Regions from separate parts of the Homo sapiens genome. Here region 1 is linked to region 2. A link is a loop called in an ENCODE intact Hi-C map of the cell type or tissue named here. Cell type or tissue: PC-3. All regions are shown on one strand. Links, peaks and the distances in the headings refer to the core of each region. The heading gives the core; the rest is flanking DNA.

Evidence for each region. Peaks named below come from ENCODE experiments on the same cell type or tissue, not always from the same donor. Only the 100,000 strongest peaks of a DNase experiment are listed, where the experiment ranks them.
Region 1: a loop joins it to region 2, with 8 times the contacts of the local background. A loop is called at or near these places in 1 of 110 quality-filtered maps.

Annotation. Positions count from the first base shown.
Region 1 is chr2:167,246,818-167,257,648 of GRCh38, forward strand. It overlaps XIRP2 (xin actin binding repeat containing 2), which reads left to right. Exons shown (of 11, transcript NM_152381.6): 9 at 1-5,130; 10 at 7,215-7,348. The coding sequence ends at 7,309. Among named protein-coding and RNA genes, the nearest start is that of B3GALT1, 41 kb to the right of the region's middle. In PC-3, for the core only: no CTCF peak of the experiment used is centred there; a DNase peak (open chromatin) is centred at 6,404; H3K27ac peaks cover 912 bases.
Region 2 is chr2:167,129,314-167,140,144 of GRCh38, forward strand. XIRP2 (xin actin binding repeat containing 2) reads left to right here. Exons shown (of 11, transcript NM_152381.6): 3 at 6,596-6,749. The region is part of intron 1 of XIRP2-AS1 (XIRP2 antisense RNA 1); the gene reads right to left. Among named protein-coding and RNA genes, the nearest start is that of XIRP2-AS1, 6.2 kb to the right of the region's middle. In PC-3, for the core only: no CTCF peak of the experiment used is centred there; DNase peaks (open chromatin) are centred at 5,248, 5,578 and 7,768; H3K4me3 peaks cover 800 bases; H3K27ac peaks cover 3,930 bases.

The sequences.
Region 1 (10,831 bases), core at 4,636-8,635, 120 kb after region 2:
TCCCTGGAGATGTGCATAACACAGTTAAGGTTTTTATGACCGAGCCTCAGAGTACATTTGGTAAGATACCCAAAGAAGAGATTATAAAAGGTGATTTGACATCAACCCTAAATTCCCTCAGCCAGGCTGTAAATCAGAAAACAGTGACGAAAACAGAAGAAATTATAAAAGGTAACATGCTAGCCACACTCAAGTCACTTAAAGAATCAAGCCATCGATGGAAAGAATCTAAACAGCCTGATGCCATCCCTGGTGATATTGAAAAAGCTATTGAATGCCTTGAAAAAGCTACAAATACAAAGACAGAAATTCTGAAAAAGGAGCTTCTCAAAGATGACCTGGAAACATCACTAAGGTCTTTGAAAGAAGCACAAAGAAGTTTCAAAGAGGTACATAAAGAAGGTGTAATAAAAAAAGATGCTAAAGCTGTGATGGCAGGATCCTCGGGAGAGCAGAAAACAGATATTCATCAGGTTGCTGTCCAGAGGAACAAAAATAGTCTTCTTCAGCCAAAGCCAGGTCCATTTGAGCCAGCGGCCAAGTGGCAAGGGGGAGCAGATACTCTCAGTCAAACTATGGGGAAATCTTGCCATGGCAATTTAGTAGAAGAAAGAACTGAGGTTAATCTTCCAAAAGCCCCCAAAGGCACTGTAAAGATTGTCATAGATCGTGAACAAAACAATGATGCTCTGGAGAAAAGCCTTAGAAGACTATCTAATTCACACCATAAATCTAATGTTTTGGAATCAGGAGACAAAACGGGTGTCTGGACTGATACTACAGGAGAACAGCATCTTAGAGATGAATATATGAGCAGACAATTAACTTCAACTGTGTCAGTTAAGAATAATCTAACAACTAAAGAATCAGACAGGGCAGTGAGAGAGCTGAAGAAGGATGATGTCTTTAATTCCATCCAATCTGCTGGTAAAACCGTTGGAAAGCAACAGACATATGAACTGAGAAATGACCACCAGAAAATGGAGGGTTTTCATATAAAGAGTCCTAAAAAGACCAAAAATATTAAAATATTAACTGATACACAAAGCTCCAAGCCCAGTCCCACCCAGCATCCAGTCAGCATGCCAGTTGGAGGAACTTACGACCTTTCAGGGGACTTTCAGAAGCAAACTTTGTTAAAGCAAGAAACAAAATATTCTAATAAGGATATAAAGAAAAAGAATATAAACCTTCAACCAATGTGGCAGCTTTTGCCTGTAGAGCAAGACACATCCAATGTAACAGAAATGAAAGTCTCTGAAAAAAGTCACAATACATTTAAGGCAACCAACAAAAAGCGGGAGACTGATGTTCACTTGAAAAGCCAGGACTTTCTAATGAAAACAAATACTTCCACAGGCTTAAAAATGGCAATGGAAAGGTCCTTGAATCCAATCAACTTTAACCCTGAGAATAATGTAAAAGAAAGTGAGTGCCCCCTTCCACCTCCATCTCCACCTCCTCCACCACCTTCTAATGCATCATCTGAAATTGAATTTCCTCTTCCTCCTCCACCTCCTTTGATGATGTTTCCTGAAAAAAATGGGTTTCTTCCCTCACTGTCCACAGAGAAGATAAAGGCTGAATTTGAAAGTTTTCCAGGCCTCCCTCTTCCTCCACCTCCAGTAGATGAGAAATCTGAAAGAGAAAGTTCATCGATGTTTCTGCCGCCTCCTCCTCCTCCAACTCCATCTCAAAAGCCAGCACATCTCCTTTCCTCCTCTGCTCCGGAAAAGCACAGTGGAGACTTCATGCAACAATATTCCCAAAAAGAAGCCTCGAACTCTCAGAATTCTCAGGCTAAAATCATAACAGGAAAAACCGGTGTGTTGCCACCTCCCACATTGCCCAAACCCAAACTTCCCAAGCATATAAAAGATAATAAGAACGATTTTTCCCCCAAAGTTGAACTGGCAACCTCCCTGTCAGATATGGAATGTAAAATTACTACCTCAAAGGATCAGAAAAAAGTAATGGTGATGACCAGCAGTGAACACACGGAGACAAAGCAGAACGTTATTAGTAAGAGTCTTGATGAAAGAAAACAATTATCTATTGACTCTGCAAACTGTCTCTCACACACAGTTCCAGGAACTTCAGCACCCAGGAAAAAACAGATTGCGCCTCTTATAAAATCTCATTCATTTCCAGAGAGTTCAGGACAACAAAATCCAAAACCTTATATGAGAAAATTTAAGACACCTTTAATGATTGCTGAAGAAAAATATAGACAACAAAAAGAAGAAATTGAAAAACAGAAACAGGAGAGTTCTTACTACAACATTGTTAAAACTCAAAGCCAAAATCAACACATAACAGAGGTGGAAAAGGAAATGCCATTACAAAAAACCAATGAGGAGGTTTCCCTATCTGGAATTGATTCAGAATGCACTGTGGTTCAACCCAGCCCAGGCTCTCAAAGTAATGCTCGGATACTAGGAGTGTGTTCTGATAACCAACTCTCCACAACATCGCCAGAAACAGTCGCTGCCAAGAGGCTCCACCATGTTTTAGCAGCTTCAGAAGACAAAGATAAGATGAAAAAGGAAGTTTTACAAAGCTCAAGGGACATTATGCAATCCAAATCAGCTTGCGAAATTAAACAAAGTCACCAAGAATGTAGTACCCAACAAACACAACAGAAGAAGTATTTGGAGCAGTTGCACTTGCCCCAAAGCAAACCAATTTCCCCAAATTTCAAAGTTAAAACCATCAAACTTCCAACTCTAGATCATACATTAAATGAAACAGACCACAGCTATGAAAGTCATAAACAGCAATCTGAGATTGATGTTCAAACCTTTACCAAAAAACAATATCTGAAAACCAAGAAAACTGAAGCAAGCACTGAATGTAGTCATAAGCAATCTCTGGCTGAAAGACATTATCAGTTACCTAAGAAGGAGAAAAGAGTGACAGTACAATTGCCTACAGAATCCATACAGAAGAACCAGGAAGATAAGCTCAAGATGGTTCCCAGGAAGCAAAGAGAATTTAGCGGATCTGACAGAGGGAAACTTCCAGGAAGTGAAGAAAAAAATCAGGGACCATCAATGATTGGTCGAAAAGAAGAGAGATTAATAACTGAAAGAAAACACGAACATCTGAAGAATAAATCAGCACCAAAGGTCGTCAAGCAAAAGGTTATCGATGCACATCTTGATTCACAGACTCAGAATTTTCAGCAAACACAAATACAGACCGCTGAAAGTAAAGCTGAACATAAAAAATTGCCCCAGCCATATAATAGTCTGCAGGAAGAAAAATGTCTCGAAGTCAAGGGCATACAAGAGAAACAAGTCTTCTCTAATACTAAAGATTCAAAGCAAGAGATTACACAGAACAAATCTTTCTTTTCCTCTGTGAAAGAATCCCAGCGGGATGATGGAAAAGGTGCCTTAAATATAGTGGAATTCTTGAGAAAACGTGAAGAACTGCAACAGATTTTGTCGAGAGTGAAACAGTTTGAAGCAGAGCCAAATAAAAGTGGCCTTAAAACATTTCAGACACTATTAAATACTATCCCAGGATGGCTGATAAGTGAAGATAAGAGAGAATATGCAGTTCACATTGCCATGGAGAATAATTTAGAAAAAGTAAAAGAAGAAATAACACATATTAAAACTCAAGCGGAAGATATGCTTGTGTCCTATGAAAATATAATTCAGACAGCCATGATGTCCTCCAAAACAGGAAAACCGGGAAATAAACCCACTAGTCTTGATGAAACATCATCCAAAGTATCTAATGTTCATGTCAGCAATAATAAAAATAGTGAACAGAAAGAAAATAAAATTGCCAAAGAGAAAACAGTACAGCACCAAGTAGCAGCTCATCATGAAGCAACTGTTCGTAGTCACGTGAAAACCCATCAGGAAATTAAACTTGATGATAGCAACATTCCTCCTCCCTCTTTAAAAACACGCCCACCGTCACCAACTTTTATCACAATAGAATCTACTGCCCGACGAACAGAAAACCCTACTAAGAACGAGCTTTCTCAGTCCCCTAAAAAGGACAGTTATGTTGAACCCCCACCAAGAAGGCCCATGTCGCAAAAATCTGAAATTCACAGAGCAAACACTTCCCCTTCTCCACCCAGGAGTCGCTCTGAACAACTTGTCAGACTCAAAGACACCACTGCAAAGTTATCCAAAGGGGCCATCCCATGTCCAGCAGCAACCCCGGTTCCAATTGTAGAGAAGAGGTCTGAAATCATCATGTCTCCTGCAACACTTCGTCGTCAAATTAAGATAGAAACTCGTGGTAGGGACTCTCCACCTACAATCACAATACCAGTAAATATAAATCATGCTGCTAGTGGTTCCTTCAGAGAATCTGTGGACGCTCAAGAGGAAATCAGGAAAGTGGAGAAGAGAGCTACTTATGTTCATAAAGATGGACTAAATTCCACTGATCACATGGTGCCCGACACTGAAAGTTATGATGCAGTTGAAATCATCCGCAAGGTTGCAGTGCCTCCTCGCCTGTCAGAGCACACACAGAGATATGAAGCGGCCAACCGAACTGTTCAAATGGCTGAAAATTTCGTGAATGACCCTGAAAATGAAATAAACAGATGGTTCAGGGAATTTGAGCATGGCCCAGTTTCTGAAGCAAAGTCAAATAGAAGAGTTTATGCAAAGGGAGAAACAAACCATAACATACAACAAGAAAGTCGTACATTTTGTAAGGAGGAATTTGGATTAACATCTTTAGGAAACACGAGTTTTACAGACTTTTCTTGCAAACATCCTAGAGAACTGCGAGAAAAGATTCCTGTTAAGCAGCCCAGGATCTGCTCTGAAACCAGGTCTCTAAGTGAACATTTCTCAGGCATGGATGCATTTGAGAGTCAAATTGTTGAGTCGAAGATGAAAACCTCTTCATCACATAGCTCAGAAGCTGGCAAATCTGGCTGTGACTTCAAGCATGCCCCACCAACCTATGAGGATGTCATTGCTGGACATATTTTAGATATCTCTGATTCACCTAAAGAAGTAAGAAAAAATTTTCAAAAGACGTGGCAAGAGAGTGGAAGAGTTTTTAAAGGCCTGGGATATGCAACCGCAGATGCTTCTGCAACTGAGATGAGAACCACCTTCCAAGAGGAATCTGCATTTATAAGTGGTAAATGAGCTTGCAATGTGTTAAAGAAGATTAACCATTTAAAGGCATGTGTTCCATAGCCAAAATGATGTACAGTTAAAAAGAGTGCGTGGAAACAACCAAACAATATAACCTAAAACTAACAGCTTCCCATGTATGCTTATAGACTCTTTATATGCTTGCTTTTACAACATTCTTTTCACAAAAGCATAGAGTATGATTTACTTGCACTGTGTGAGAATAACAAATACTATTATACAGATTACTGGGACATATTTGTCAAGGTAAATAAGGCTTTGGATAAAGCAACAGGTATAGCAATAATTTTATTTCATGCAATTATTCTAGACAATAATAAATAATATCCTTTGGCCTAATATTGACATATTTTTAACTGCCAGGTTTAAATGATATTTGCATTGAGTTCAATACAGACTGATAGAAGTCTGAGACACAATTTACATTCTTCATGTGTGCTTTAGTATTTTTATTGATCTGTATCTCTGACAAAAGTGTGGGTGTGGAATTAGACCTTTTATATATTCAACTATTGCTACTGAGTTGGATAGAGTTAGTTTTCTCTGATGCCACATTTTTTTCTAACTGATTTTTTTCGCTTTTCTAAAAAATAAACTAAATCACTGCTCAATCAACCTCATTCACAAATGAGCGTAAACAATGCATTTAAAAATTTTGATTTTATTTGGAAGGAGGGAGGTTTAAATCATATGGACTTAGTACATGATTTTTAACATCAAAGAACAGCTCATTTCCCTACTTCTTGCAATTAATGAGGCTTCATGATAAAAGAATTTTATATAATTAATGTGCATCATTAGTTTAGTCCATTCTTTTAGACAGATTGAAAGAAATAGCAAGCTTAAAAATAAAAACTGCTGAAACTAATAATTATGCCTCCATCATATTTGCAACATATGTGTCTAGTTTATCAGGTTAATATGGTTCTTAATGTGCTTGCTTCTGGCATAATTAAGCAAAGCTGTCTAATTAATTTCAAATACTCAGCTTCTGTTAAGATAGCTCAAAAACACATAGAACATACAAAGAAACTTGTGATAAACATAAAAATGTGTCCTCTACTAGAACCAAATAAGCAAAGGAGTTCACTCAGTGGCCCAGATTGACCATCTAGGCACTAAAGTAGATATAATTATTTGTATAATGGAACCTGAGCATATTTTCTTTTATAAATAACTAATACCAAAGCTTAGTCATTCTCACAGGATCGCTGTGAGGACAAAAAGCAATTCTGAAGTGAAAGTTCTGTGTTAGTTTTAAACCACTATACAAACACTGGTTAGTAATAGAACCACTATTATTCATAGAGGCTAACATTTACAGGAAAGCCACAGGAAGTGAGCATAGGTGCTTTAGAGGAGCAAGAAAAGATGTAGGAAAACTACATAAGCAGATGCGAGAATCCAAAAAGCTCCACAATCTAAAGCCAGTTAGATTGAGGACAAATGACCCTGAGCATTTTACTGTGTTCAGGAGTCTCATTGCATTACAATTAAGAGTTGGTATCTTACAGTCAACTCTAAGTCATCAAGAAAATATTGAAGCAAATACAGTGTCCTTGGCTTAAAAAACATATGTATTTTAGAAAGATCTATCTAAAATGCTTTAAGAAGTAAAAACTTTTGACCAGCTTAGGTACAAGCCTTTATATATAGGGAAAACTCAATTACCTACAATGATAAGTTATCTCAGAGCTCCCCATTGCTGAGTATTTTATATGTATATATATATAAAAAATATACTCACATATATGCACATATATATGTTTGTAATGTACTTATATGTCTAATGAACATATTTTACTCATGTATGTTTTTTTAAATCATAAATGTCTACTCGTACAATCTATAAATGGTAGAAGCACTAGAGTAATGTAGACCATCCTAGCAGACCGTTAAACCTGATGATAGGTTAGTCTCTGTCCAGAGAAACATCATAAGGACAGTAGTCTTAGAGCTTTTCTACTTTAACCGCATGGCCAGTTAATATGTGTTTTTGTTTTGTTATGTTTTTACAATATGATTGAAGATAACACTACAGAAGGCTTTGTAAATTTTTATTTTTAGAAGCTGCTGCTCCAAGACAAGGAAATATGTATACTTTGTCAAAAGACAGTTTATCCAATGGAGTGCCTAGTGGCAGACAAGCAGAATTTTCATAAGTCCTGCTTCCGATGCCACCATTGCAACAGTAAACTAAGGTAAAATGTTTAATTGTCTTTGCCACAAATATTCCAGGAGCTGCACTCTATGTATAGCCTCATATCTCTAGGAGGATGCACATTTTTCCAGATCTTGTTGCTGCGTCAGTTAACACAACCACACAGGGAGATTTGCTCATGTTCTGTGATGTATTTCTGCGACCTTTTTCCTTTAGGAATTTTACTTTTCTAATCAAATCCAAAAGCATCCCTTTTGTCTGAACACAAAAATCACACAGATGAGTAAAATTAAGAGTTACTCTGCAAATCAAGATTTTTAAGTTAGTGTGTTAGTCTAAAGTCTAGACTCCAGATCAGGAGGTAGCACACATTTTCTGTTAAGGTCTAGATCATAAGTAATTTTGGCTTTGCAGGCCGTACTGCTTCTGTCACTACTCAATTTCTATTAGAGAGCAAGAGCAGCCACAGATAACTAAACAAATGGGTGTGGTTGTAAATAAATGGGCTTGGCTGTGTTCCAATAAAACTTCATATACCAAAACAAGTGGTGGGTAGGTTAGAATTTACCTGTCTTTGAGCTAGACTAAGTTTTTAAAAATGAAATTGAAATTTAGAAAAATATCAGTGACAGGTAAGAGAAAAACTCTGTTTTTTCTCTGGAGCAAACAGAAACACCCTATCCACACAGTTAAAATGCATTCATTTTCCAAAACTCTTGAAGTAAATGCATTTAACTGAATGTGACATTTGGTGTGACTGTAGTCTGAGATGCTAAAATTGATTTTTTTTTTTTTTGGCTAAATCTAATGTGCATCTCTCACACTATATTTTTTCTGACTTTAATTGACAATGTCGAACACCCTCATGGCAACATTTTTTTCCCTTGGTTTCCATAACAACAGAGTATAATGGCTTTTCCCCTACTCTTTGTGTGCTCCTTCTCAGGCACCTGTGTGGGGGACTCTCTGTCCATTACCAAGATGTAAGAGGTCCTCACAATTATGTTATGGGAATTTATTCTTCTCAACGTTTCTCTTCTTTCTAGTGAATCACATCCACTCCCATGATTTAAATAATCTATGTGGTAATGACTCTGAAGTCTGTACTGCTAGGCCAAATCTCTCTGTGCATCAGATGCTTATATCTCAATGACTGATATACTTCTCCAATTAGATTTCTCATAAGTACAGCAAACTCAATATGCCCCATTTTCTTCTATCTAAATTCCTTCTTTAACTTACAGTCTTTATGCTACTGTATCAGTAAATGACATTAACATTAACTCAGTGACCAAAGCATGGAGTTATCTTTGGCTCCTTCCTTTCCTTCATTCCCTACATTCAAGCCGTCACCAAGTCCTGCAATTTCTGCCCCATAAATACCTCTTAAGCTATATACTTTTCTCCATTCCCATAGCAAGTATCATCTATTAGCACCACTAATTTCATTATCAAAACATTTAAAAATTACATCTGCCCTCCCCATTTTATAAATTATTGTACCACATCTTCAGTTTCAGATCATATAGCCACTACATACCGTGTTATCTCCCTCTTTGCCCTTATTTCATCTTAGTTTTCAGGTTGCAAGATATTAATGCCCACCACCAATGCTTACCTTGATGTTTCTGCAGTTGTTCTGATATTAAAGCTTGGTTTCTAGTAGACTCTTCTAAACTCTTCATGGAAACAATATTCGTTGAATTCTTACATGCTGATAACAATTTGTCTGTGACCTTTATAACAAAAAGTCAGTTTTGCTGAAATTAAAATCTTTGGCTTATACTTTCATTGTATTCTTTGATACATTATTTTATTTTCTTCTGGCATAAAGTGTTGGAATAGCTTGATAACGATCTAATTTTATTTTCCTTATAAGATGTATATTTTTTCTTAAATATACCCACAGATTTTTTTCTTTTTATTATTTAAAATCTAGCAATTTTACTAGATTAGTTCTTGGCATTGGTCATTCTTCACTAGTGTCAGTTACCCAGTGTGCTCTTTCTGTATGTTGTTGCATGCTTTTTTGTATCAAGAAAGTTTGTTTTAATTATAACTATTTAATATTTAATCTGTTTTATTATATAGTTTTTTCTTCAAGAATTCCTATTATCTATACCTTGAATGTTTTTTGCCTATTTTTATTATCTGTCTCTTTCTCTCAAATTCTTTTCATATTTATTTCTTTCTGATTATTGAAAAAGTTGTTTTCATTCTTCTGTTTCTCTTAAGCCACTTTTTATTGTGTTTATTTGCTCTTGTATTTCTTTTAGTTTAGTTTTGTTGCTGATATTTTTATCTTTTATTTCTATTTTTTCTGATTTCTGGCACCTCACTTATGAGATTTTAAATTCTGATTCATGATGTTCTTTCAGGTCTTTTATCATGTTCTTAATGTCTTTTAATTCATTTTGAAGTCATAGGTTAAATTTTTGATATATTTTTAGGGCATGTTTTTCTGGCATGTTTTCATTATCTACAGGGATATTATAATGCCCTTTGCACTTTTATTTTCTTTTAATAACTTCATATATTATTTACCTTGGTACATTTCTGTTTCTCATTTTTATGTAAAATTAGTTTTCCCAAACCTTAGAAGGATAAAAATCAGGATGGTTTTTCTAACTTCACAGAGCTACCTCTTTTAGTTTTCATATGCTGATCAAGAAAATAAGGCAGCTTGATTTCCAGAATTCCCTGGCTTGGCTCCTCTTCTCCATATTTTTCAGAACCTTCTCTTTCATTTCTGTAATCATTATCCTGCTCAATCTTGATTCTACTCTCCTATTTTTTCTCACTTTGGGATTCTGTTTAAAAGGGGAGCCCAGTTTTAGGAGTTCAACCTCACTAGCCTCTTCAAGTCTTCCTTACCACAGGGACCTTGCACTCATTGTCTATTGGAGATCACAAATCTCCTCAAAGTTTCAGCTGCTGTTCTCTGATTGGCATGTGATACTTTCCAGGAAATATTAGTTGGTTATTTTGTGGTCTCATATTTTCAGGTCCATCAGACATCTTCCTTGCTCCCTCTGCTATCACCAATACAGATGAGACCATCATGCTGGCCTTGTGACTGTTGGTGGTTTCTCCTTAGTTCTTTGTATTTTGATGTTGAGGGGGCTATCTTGTCACTTCATTTAGTTGTAAATGTTCCCCATGGGTTTTAAGTTTTGCTATCTTGTTGATGTATCTGTTTTTATGTGTAGATTCATAGATATTTCGAAAACTATGCTCCTGCCTCTGACTAGAGTTCATTTTAATTTTAAATCACTCAATTTGTTAATCTCCTTAAAGAGGCCACATAAGCAATTGTTAGGCACACCTTCCAGCTCGTTCAAAATCCAGTTAACAAAGAAGCTCATATTGTTGATTTGTATGTGTTTGCTACTCAGGATTTATTGGAAATTACAACGCCTCACATAAATCATTGAATTAGCACAAGTTCAGTCCTATCACTCTGCACCATGTATAACCATATGTGCATTACCCTATAATACCTATTATGCCAATACCTGACACA
Region 2 (10,831 bases), core at 3,769-7,768:
ATATTTTCTTTTTATCATTTTATATTTTCCTGGGGACCTCTTCACTCACGGATCCACACTGAGAGGAAAATATATAAAGCAGTAGGGCAACCTGCTTTCTTTTCAAATGCCTGGTAAGATGTTCTTATTATTTTAGGGGACTCTACAGCTCCATGTCTCTTGTGAAATAGACATTGGGTTGTATTAAAGACTTGGCATTTTTCATTCTCACATCTTAAAAAATATTTTATCTTCTAAGATTATAATTATACATATGTTAAAGCAATAAATATATATAAGTAAGAAAGAAAAATTATCCTGTAATCCCAGCACTTTGGGAGGCCGAGGCAAGTGGATCACCTGAGGTTGGGAGTTCGAGAACAGCCTGAACAACATGGAGAAACCCTGTCTCTACTGAAAATATAAAATTAGGCAGGCGTGGTGGCGCATGCCTGTAATCCCAGCTACTCAGGAAGCTGAGGCAGGAGAATCACTTGAACCTGGGAGGCAGAGATTGTGGTGAGCTGAGATCGCGCCATTGCACTCCAGCCTGAGCAAGAGTGAAAAACTCAGTCTCAAAAAAAAAAAAAAAAGAAAAGAAAAGAAAAATTATCTTGCTCTCTTTCAAGTTTGTTTCCCTTATTTTCAATTGCTTTCCTCGTTTTGAAGAGTCATAAAACTAGTAAAGATAATAGACCTCACTGAGAGATTTTACTTATTTACATATTATTTAAGCGAGAGACTCCACCAGTACCTCTGGAACTGCCTCTCCATAATCAGCAATGACTTCTCTACCCTCCACCTCTTCTCCAAATACTTCTGTCACCTTCTTGCTTTAACAGAAACATGGCCCTCCCCTGAAATCACCAGTGTCCCTGAATTGTCTCCATGTACCTGGAGACCATTCTTCCTAATCACTCCTCTCCTACTTTTTCTTTAAAAAAAACCCCTGCTCATCTGAGACTCATTCAGTCAGCTGCACCTTCCCCACCAACCACCAACCATCATGACTGTTATTTATTAAATTCAATGGTTTCCCTCGTTTACAAGGACATTGATACACAACTTACAGCTTTTCTCTGCCTTCAAGTCCTTCCATTTTCCTGGGACACCATCATGGCCTCTGAGTTCCTAGGTTTCCTCCTATTTAATAACTTTCCCCCTACCCTAGCTTTCATTTTTTGGTCACCGCTGGATCCTAACAAGTTACCCTACTCCCTACAAACTAAAGCAAACATCTCAGTGGCCCCAGTCACCACTCTTTACAATTTGCTTTGCCAAGTATTCACACTAAAAGGGTTCTTTAGTTTCACCAAGATCTCCAGTCTGCTGACCCTTTATCTGTCTTCCAGTTTACCCTTTCTTTTCTTTCTTTCCTTTTAATCCAACTTACATTGCACAGTGTATCATTTCAATCGCTCTCTTAGATCTCTTGGTGGCGACCTAAATTTCCTGTACCTGGTCTCTCCCTGCCCTAACCCCACTCTGCAATAGAAATTTTATTTATATTTTTCCTCACAAAACCGCTCCCTGGCTGAAGTCAGCTATATACTTTCTCATTGCCCAAACTAGAACTATGGAGAGTTTTCTGAATTCGTAAGTAACTATGTAACTTAACAGGCCCTATTGGTAGCCCTGCAGAGTTAATATTACCAACTTCAAATGGGCCCCCAGTGCTGCACTGCCACAGTCATCTTTAGTCATCTCTCTTCCTCCATTCCCCCCATCAATTAAGGTAAACTTTCTTCATTCTCTTCAGATACCCCTATGTTCATTAGACTTTGCATCATAACAGAGAAAATAGACAACTTCTGCCTGGGTTCTTATCTTCAAGCTACCAAGCTTGCAAATCACTTATATCTACATTAATTTGACCCTCCTTCCCCTCAGTGAGAACAGGAACGCTTTCTGTTATGCTACCTTCGGGCTATATTTCTACCCATGCTTTGGGTTCCATCCTCTTGCCCTTCTCAGGAATTTTCCTTCACTGATTGTTATTGCTCTCTTCTATATAGTCAGCACCTCTATCTCATTAAATAATTTGAGTTAGCTTTTCAACATATGCAAAACTCTTCCTTTAAAACAAACAAAACACATCTCTCTCAAGTTACTGCTCTATTCCTCCCATCCACATTAACATTGAAATGTTCAGTAAGTGAGCTCCATTCACCATCTCCCAGTCACTCTCTCACCCACTTCAAATTGCCTTCCAACCTTTGTACTTCCAAGGAAGCAATTTTGCTCAACTGTTGACATCCATGTTGCTCAACTCAAAAGATATATTTAAGTCCTTTTCAAATTAATACTTTCAATACAAGTTCAATATTGTCAAAGATGTTCTTTCCTTCTGATTTTTCTCCTCTGCCATCCATTTAATGTTGGCATTTTTCAAGGCTTGGTTCTGGACTCACTCTCCATCACACTTTATATACTCTCCCCCTAAGCAAGTTCATTCAAGCCTGTTGTTTCAATTACCACGGAAGGCAGATGACTTAAATTAGTTGTTCAGTTTGGACCTCTCCTCTAAGCTCCAGGGCTACACATCCAACTGCCTTTTGGACATCTTGCTACCCAACTCATGATCTATCATCTCCCTCAAACCAGCTTTTATCTGATATTTTGACATCATTTAATAGCTTCACAATCCATTTTGTTGTGCATGCCATAGAGAAAAATTAAATTCTCTCCCATTCTCACTCCCTCTCTCTCTCATTCTCTCTCTCCCCTCCTCTCTCTATCCTTCTCAAACTTCCGATTCAATCCATGACCAAGCTTTGAAAGTTGTATCTCCTAAATGGCTTTCAACTTGGTTCACTTCTGGCCATCTCCATCATCATTCTTTCTTTAAGATCATCATCACTTGCCTGCAGTACTGCTATACTAACTGCTCTTTCCACATGTATTGTAACCTTCTACTCTAACCCAGTCTGGAGTAGTGGCTCTTTACCAGCAGTGACTTTGCTCCCCACATGAGATTTTGCAATGTGCGAACACACTTTTAATAGTTATGACTCCAGAGCTAGGGACAAATGCTCCTGGCATCTAGTGGGTAGAGACCAGGAAGGCTGCCAAACATCCTACCTGCACAGAATAAGGCTCTAATAACAAAGAATTATCTGGTTCAAAATATTAACAGTGACAAGATTTAGAAATCCTGTTCTGGAGTTAGACTGCGCTTTTCACATGGCAGACCTGATTATGTCATGTGTGCATGTGTATACACACACACACACACACACACACACACACACACACACTTAAAAACATTCAATAACTTCCCATTGAGCTAAGACAAAGCAAATATGGTGCTGCAGGCCTTTGTGATCTGCTCCCGGCCTGCCTCTGCAGGCCATCCAGCACCACGTGTTTCCTTTCAGCCTCCCTGCTCCCACCTACTCTATCCTCTGTCCTCCCTCCCAGTCCAGGACATTTGCACATATTGTCTTCACCTGGAAAGCTCTTCACGTAGTTAAGCCCCATTCATTCTTCAAATATCAGCTGAAGGTCGTTTCCCTGGGAGAGCCCTATACAGGGCTCTCTCTCACTGAGTTAATTCCCCCATTAAGACACTCAGCATTAGAGTTGCATGTTTAATACTGACTCCTGGGCTTCGTTACTATTTGCCTCCTTCTCTAGACTGGAAGCCACAAAAGGTGAAAAACATTTCTTTATTTTATTTTAAATAAAATTATACCACCAGTAGTTGGTTGTTGAACATTAGGTGTTCAATGACTAAATCTCTTCCAAGAACATTTGAGAAAACTTAGTCCTAGAAATGGCAAGTGACTTAATCAAGGCCACAAAGCTTATTAGTAGCCAAGGGAGGGCTTGAATCCAACTTTCTTATTGTGAAATGCTGCATTTGTTCCTTCTAAAGTGGTATTGTACGCATTTGTTTAAGCTTCTAGATTTTTACTCAAAGTAAATCTTTTGTGGAAGCACAGTGTATAAAACAGATTACGAGAGATTAAAGCAGATCACTGCTTTGATTGGAGACAGCTCAATTCAGCCTCATCCAAGAAGCTCTTTTACATCTCTACACAGCTGCCTCCTTACCCCTTGCCAGGCCCTGAAGAGCTTGCCTCAGAATGACTTTGATGTGATGACTAGGGCTTGAAAATAAGTCCACTACATTCACATGTAGATTGTTCCTTACTGCCTCCGTACAAGATGCACTCTTGATACTTGTGAATTCCAAAATGAGAATACCAATATAGTATAAGTTAATGTCATCACCAGCTGAAATTTAATCAAATCACATTTCCATGTAGGTATATGAAACAGAAATTATTCCTTAATATCATCAGTCTGAGTCCATGGACCATGTTCAGTATTCCACCTTTTACCAAAACATAAATTTTCCTAACAAAAATCACAACTTTGTAGGGATCTGCACCTTCTATTTATCTCATCTTGTTTTTGCCAATGCTAGCAGTTGGATTAAATTGCTGAAACAAAACAAGCAAACATACTGCGTTCATGTCATAGCAGTCACCTTCCAGGACAGTGGAGAGGACACCAGAATGAACTGAGATAAGGATGTTATACTCGTGCCACATGTAATGGCATGTCTGACACTGTGTCTCAACAGCATGATACCTCACTACAAGTTATGAACATATGGATTTTTTGTAATAGTTGGAAACACATGTTAAAGGGAATGCCCTGAAAAAAATGACAAGTTCTTTTTCTCTATTTTTCTCCTGCAATTGTTTTTAGCTTCAGTTAAAGTTCACTCTAATGAAGACAGCATACATCATATATTTTGGGAGTATCCAAAGATGATATGATTACCAGATAACAATATTTCTAGTGATTTTATATATATGTGTATATATGTGTATATACACACATTTGTAATAAATGTATGTACACACATATACATAGTGAATATATTCATATATATGAATATATATTCATGTATATTCATGTGTATATGTATATTATATATTTGTGTGAATATATATCTTCACATATACTTATGTACATGTGATATATGTATATATATATTTACGTGTGTGTATATATCTTCATATATACTTGTTATGTACATGTGATGTATGTATATATATATTTACATGTGTGTATATATTATATATAAATTGAAAAGCTTTTCTTTTCTAACCATAGCAAAGACATAGAAAATGTATCTACTCTAAGAATGTTTCGAAGCTTTTAGCTGTCTCTCAAACTTGACTCACTCATGTCTGTGTACTTAAGAGGTAACAAAAGTGAAAAACAATTACTGACATCATTATCTGAATGGCTGCTTAGAGAAATACAATAGTGCCTTCTTATCCATGGGGGTCATGTTACAAGGCCCTTAGTGGATGCCTAAAACCACATATAGTACCGAACCCTACATATACTCTGTCTTTTCCTAAATATATGTATACCTATAATAAAGTTTAACTTTTAAATTCAGCACAGTAAGAGATTCACAACAATAACTCATAATAAAATAGACTAACTAAAACACTATGCTGTAATAAAAGTTAAATAAGAGTGATTTGACCACAAGCACTGCAATACTACGATAGTCCATCTGATAACCAAGACAGCTTCTAAGTGAATCACGGTGGGTAGTATGGACAAACAAACTGATGATTCACGTCCTGGGCAGATGGAGTGATCCTCAGATCAGCATGCAATTTAAAATTTATGAATGGTTTATTTCTGGAATTTTTCATTTCATATTGTGGACCGCAGGTAAATAAAACTGCAGAAACCAAACCTACAGTTACAGGGAAGACTACTGTGTGACCTCCTGTATGAAAATCTTTAACTTATGTGTAGCTGTTGAAAACATTTTCAACATATTACTTGACATATTTAAAACTAGACTTTTGCTTCTTGAACTGTCTTGAGTCATTTACTTACTTTTTGCAATGTTTTTATTCAAAATATTTAGTCTACTTGGCTGGTTTGTTTTATTTGATTACATTACTTGGCCTATACAATAAGGAATCTGTATATTCCTTATTGGCCTATACAATAAGGAATGCTAGACTTTCTATGTTGGAAATATCCTTTATATTTCCTTTCTTTGGGAATCTTTTATCTCTTCACCTTTAAATTACTATCTGAAGAAGTAATTTCATAATCTTTATGAATCGAAAAACTGTATTCAATGTATGCTGGCTGAATGGGCTTGTAATTTGGGAACTCTATAATTGCTAAGGTTATCATTACAGGGTGAACATGACATTAAACTCATTTCCTTCTGTCTTCAGCATATAATGTTTTTACATTGCCATTTTTTGAAAGTCCCTCATCAACATTTCTCAGGCCTAGAAAGTTGCATCCATTAACATATATTATGTTGTATTGTGACCCTTATTTCCACTCTCTCTCTTTTATGAGAGAAAAAAACACACACACATGAAAGGAAGGCTAATTCAGAAGTGGAACCAGTGGCAGAAAAGTAAACTAAGCGTTCAGATATATGTTTGCAGTTCTTGGCAAAGTTATCAACATTTTACCTGAAGCATATTGAAAACATCCCTCATGACAGAAATCCCTCCCTCTTTCATTTCTGCCTTCTAACCCCCCTAAAAAACACATCTGTTTCCTACTGATAGCTTTTAACATACAACCCTTTAATGTCTTGTAACAGGAAGTGGAAATTGAGCGAAGTTTGTGCTCGCCAGCTTTTAAGAGTCACCCTGGGAGCCAGCTGGAGGATTCTGTGAAAGATTCAGACAAGAAAGGCAAGGAAACATCTTTTGACAAGATGTCACCTGAAAGTGGTCACAGCCGCATCTTTGAAGGTTAGCATAACATTTTGATATGCTTTCTTGACATCATACCTTGTACAACATGAGTGGTTAATAAATAAAATATATGAGGGGTTTGTTTAAAAATTAGTAAGGAAAATAATGACTGCATATAGTTTAGGAAATACAATTTAGGAAAAATAGAGGTGTTTATAAATGCTTCTATCCTTATTATATTTTAATTAGATTTTTAAAACTAAATAGAATATATTTTAATTGACTATAAACCAGTACAACAAGCATTTTCAGTATTAGAGGTTTGAAACAATGCACTTGACCATAATCTGACTTTAACTTTTGTGAAAATAAAAGGAAAACATACTTGTCTTTCTGTCTGTGGGTAACAAAAGAATAAACTAGGAGTAACTATCAGTAGCAAAATAAAAAAATAAATAAGATGCCTTAAGCATCTCCTTTTCAGACAATTAAACTAAACTTGCATAATGAATTTGGAATACAAAGTGACATAAGAGTGTTACATTTTAGACAGAACCTCATAAATTTGATTAATGCTTCACAAATATCATTAAAAAGTTAATAGCTCGTATGTTAGAAATCACACTATTAATATTATTTTCAACAATGACAGACATGAAAAATATAAATAACTTATTGGAAAATACAGATCTTATTTATCATTTCTGATTAGGCACATTCTGGATTTTTCCTCTTTAGCCAAATAATGTCTATTGTAGTATTTGTGGTGTTTGTTAAAGATCATAATTAGTACAAATTTTAAGATATCGTTTGGAATATTTGTAGCAAACTGTCAAGTCACCAGTCCATGTGAGCAATGTGGAAAGTCTTTGGAATATTACAGTTCACAGTTTGGGAAAGCAAATGGTACTCTGCTTTAAAACTTTGTTATTGAAAGTGCTGTTTGCGAATCAGCACGTCAGCATCACCTGGAGGCTTATTAGAAATGCAGAACCTTCGGCCTCACATCAGTTCTACTAAATCAGAATCTGCATTGTAACAGGATCCTCAAATGATTCATGTGCACATTAAAGTTTGAGAAGCTGTACACTGTGACAGAACAGACTGGTCTTCAGGGGAATTTACATATGGTTCAGCCCATTCTGATTCCGTTTGGTTTAAGGATGTAATTTGGAGTGGGAGGCAGGTGTAGGAACAGTCAAGGGGAGTTTGCTAATGATGGACTGGGCATGGATTTCTAAATACATGTAAATTGAGATTTCAATCTCTTTTTCACTTTCAATTCATTTTGGTATGCCCAATTAATATCCTAATATGATTAGTATCAGTCTTGAGGAATTTACTCCACATATTTCTGGCCTGTGATTAAACTTTATGTGCACTTGGCTGAATGCAAAAGAATTAGATTAGCAGAGGCCAAGGAAAAAGAAGCTTTAAGGAATGATTTATATTCTGATGATGCTTGCCTGTGGAGAGCTTAGCATAGGGAGGCAAAAATGAGTTTGGCAAACTGATCGAAGTTACATGAGATAATTAACTCCACTCATCACATCTTACTTCTCCTCATCTGTGTTTTCTTTGATTTCCATGCAAAGGTTTTCAAAGGCCTTTTTATGTTAAAAGCTTAGAAAAAGTATTCTGGAGTGTAACCACTATTTACTGTCAAGATATGACTGAAATTTAAAAGTAACCTCAAATACACATTTCCAGGTACATTGACAATAACAAGAAGTAAACTTCCAAACACAAGGTGGGAAAATTGCATCTGCAAGGTGGATGAACATAGCAGCAATTTTAATTTCATTTTATCTGTATATTGCACAAGAACTCTAATTCCTACGTAGCAATACATTTAAAAGAAACAAAATTCTTTCATTATGGGATCCTTTTCGTTCTTTCATGGGGCCCCAAATTTCTATCTCTGTTGGGACAAGAATGAACTATTTTAATACTTAATTTAGTTAACTTGGACAGCATGCAAGTTAAACTGGACAAAACCTACAAACCAAGAGCATTTTGATATTGCTGTTTTGCTGTAAATATTTATTTTATTCCAAAAAGATAAACACATGTTTCTAAATAAAGTGTGATAACTGAAAGATTTCAGAATTTATACAATTATATGAGTGACTGTGACAGCCTTATACATTAAACATCTTAACTAGCCGCAAGAGTTTCATATTGAGGCAGTATTTATTTGTAGTAATATGAAAAACAGTAGATTTTTAAAATTACACTTATAAAAGATAATTTAAGTGCAGCTACCTAATATCCTGCATATTTAAAATTTAGTAAACAGTGTGAATTGATAACTCCATTCCAGGACTGAGGACTAGCAATGCCTGTCAGTTTGGTTCCACTCCAATATCCTCAATGGCAGAACCAGAACAGCACAGAAAGGTGCTATGATTTTCCCCAGCCTCTCTTTTTATGCCTGATGATACACTCCCAGGTTCCCAGTTTGTGGACAATTGCTCTCACCACGTCTATTTTATTTGCTCCTTTTCCTCACTTATGTATTGGTGTCAAATAAACCATAGTGCTCCCGTGTGCATGTTGGTGCATTCCATTCACATTTTCTTGGAGATACACTCTAACAGTTGTTAAAATGATTCTAGGAAGACTTAGACCATATGTCATTAAATGTCAAGCATAGCAAATCCATAATTTGACAAATTTGGGTAATTTGATAATAGATGGGATATGAAAGAAAACAAATCAATCAGTGTAAATGATTTGATTAATTGTATTATACTAATATAAAAATCTGATTCGTTGGGCTGGGCACAGTGACTCATGCCTGTAATCCCAGCATTTTGGGAGGCCAAGGCGGGCGAATCACCTAGGGTCAGGAGTTTGAGACCAGCCCCGACCAACATGGTGAAACCCCATCTCTACTAAAAATACAAAAATTAGCTGGGCATGATAGTGGGTGCCTGTAATCTCAGCTACTCGGGAGGCTGAGGCAGGAGAATCACTTGAACCTGGCAGGTGGAGGCTTCAGTGAGCCGAGATGGCGCCACTGCACTCCAGGCTGGCCAACAGAGCGAGACTCTGTCTCAAAAAATATATATATATGCATATATATACGTACGTATATATATGCATATATATATATATGATTTGTTGAATTTCTTTTAGATATTTTAAGACCAGTAAGCTAGAAAGTGAATACTGGAAGTCTTAGGTACTGGTGTTTGATCTAGATGTATGTAGAATTGAAAAATATACTCTTCCTGCTGAAAAACTCTGGATCAAGGAATGCTTCAAATATCAGAATTGAATGGGTCATGTTCATCAGATTTATATGACTTGGAGTTTTTTAATATGACAATTGCCTGCCCTTCACTTTTATTCTCTAACTCATAATTTTAATTTTAATCTTCTAAGTCATCAACATGTAAAATGTCAAAAGATAAAATATATATTCAAAGTCACTTTTTCCAGGCTTTTGCAATAAACCTTGGAAATTACCTGCTGTATTTCTCTTTTTATTCTGCTCCATTAAAACTAAATTCATTCTTTATTCTTATAATGGCCATTCATCTCCTCTGACGGGTTTTACAAAACAAACTGAGACTTCTGTTCTTTCAGTTTTCTACTGCTCTTTACGTGAGGGGATCCTTCCAGTCATTAATGTTTCTAAAATACTGTAGTATGTATATGTATTTGTGTGATTGTCATTTACATATCTTATTTTTTGTTTAAAATCAGACATTTTAGAGTAATGACGTCCAATAGAAACTTCTGTGATAATGATAATAGAAGTGTCCTATATCTGTGCGGTCCAATATGGTAACCACTAGCCACATGTAGCTATTATGCAATTAAAAAGTAGCTAGTGCAACTGACCAACATAATTGCTAATTTCATTGAATTTTAAGTAATGTTCATGTAAATCGTCATGATATTGGAAGCTGACATTCGTCCAATGAGCTGTCTACCGTTTTCATAAGAGTTGATCCAGATGCTAATTATTCATTTTAAGTGATCCTCTATCTGCCAATTTACCTTTATTAAAATGTATGTGGATAAGGAGAAAGTTCATGTTGGCAAAATAGATAAAAGGCAAATAGCAATAATTCACATATTAAAAACTTGTCTTCGAGAACTAGGGATGATCTCCTCTCTTTAGTATT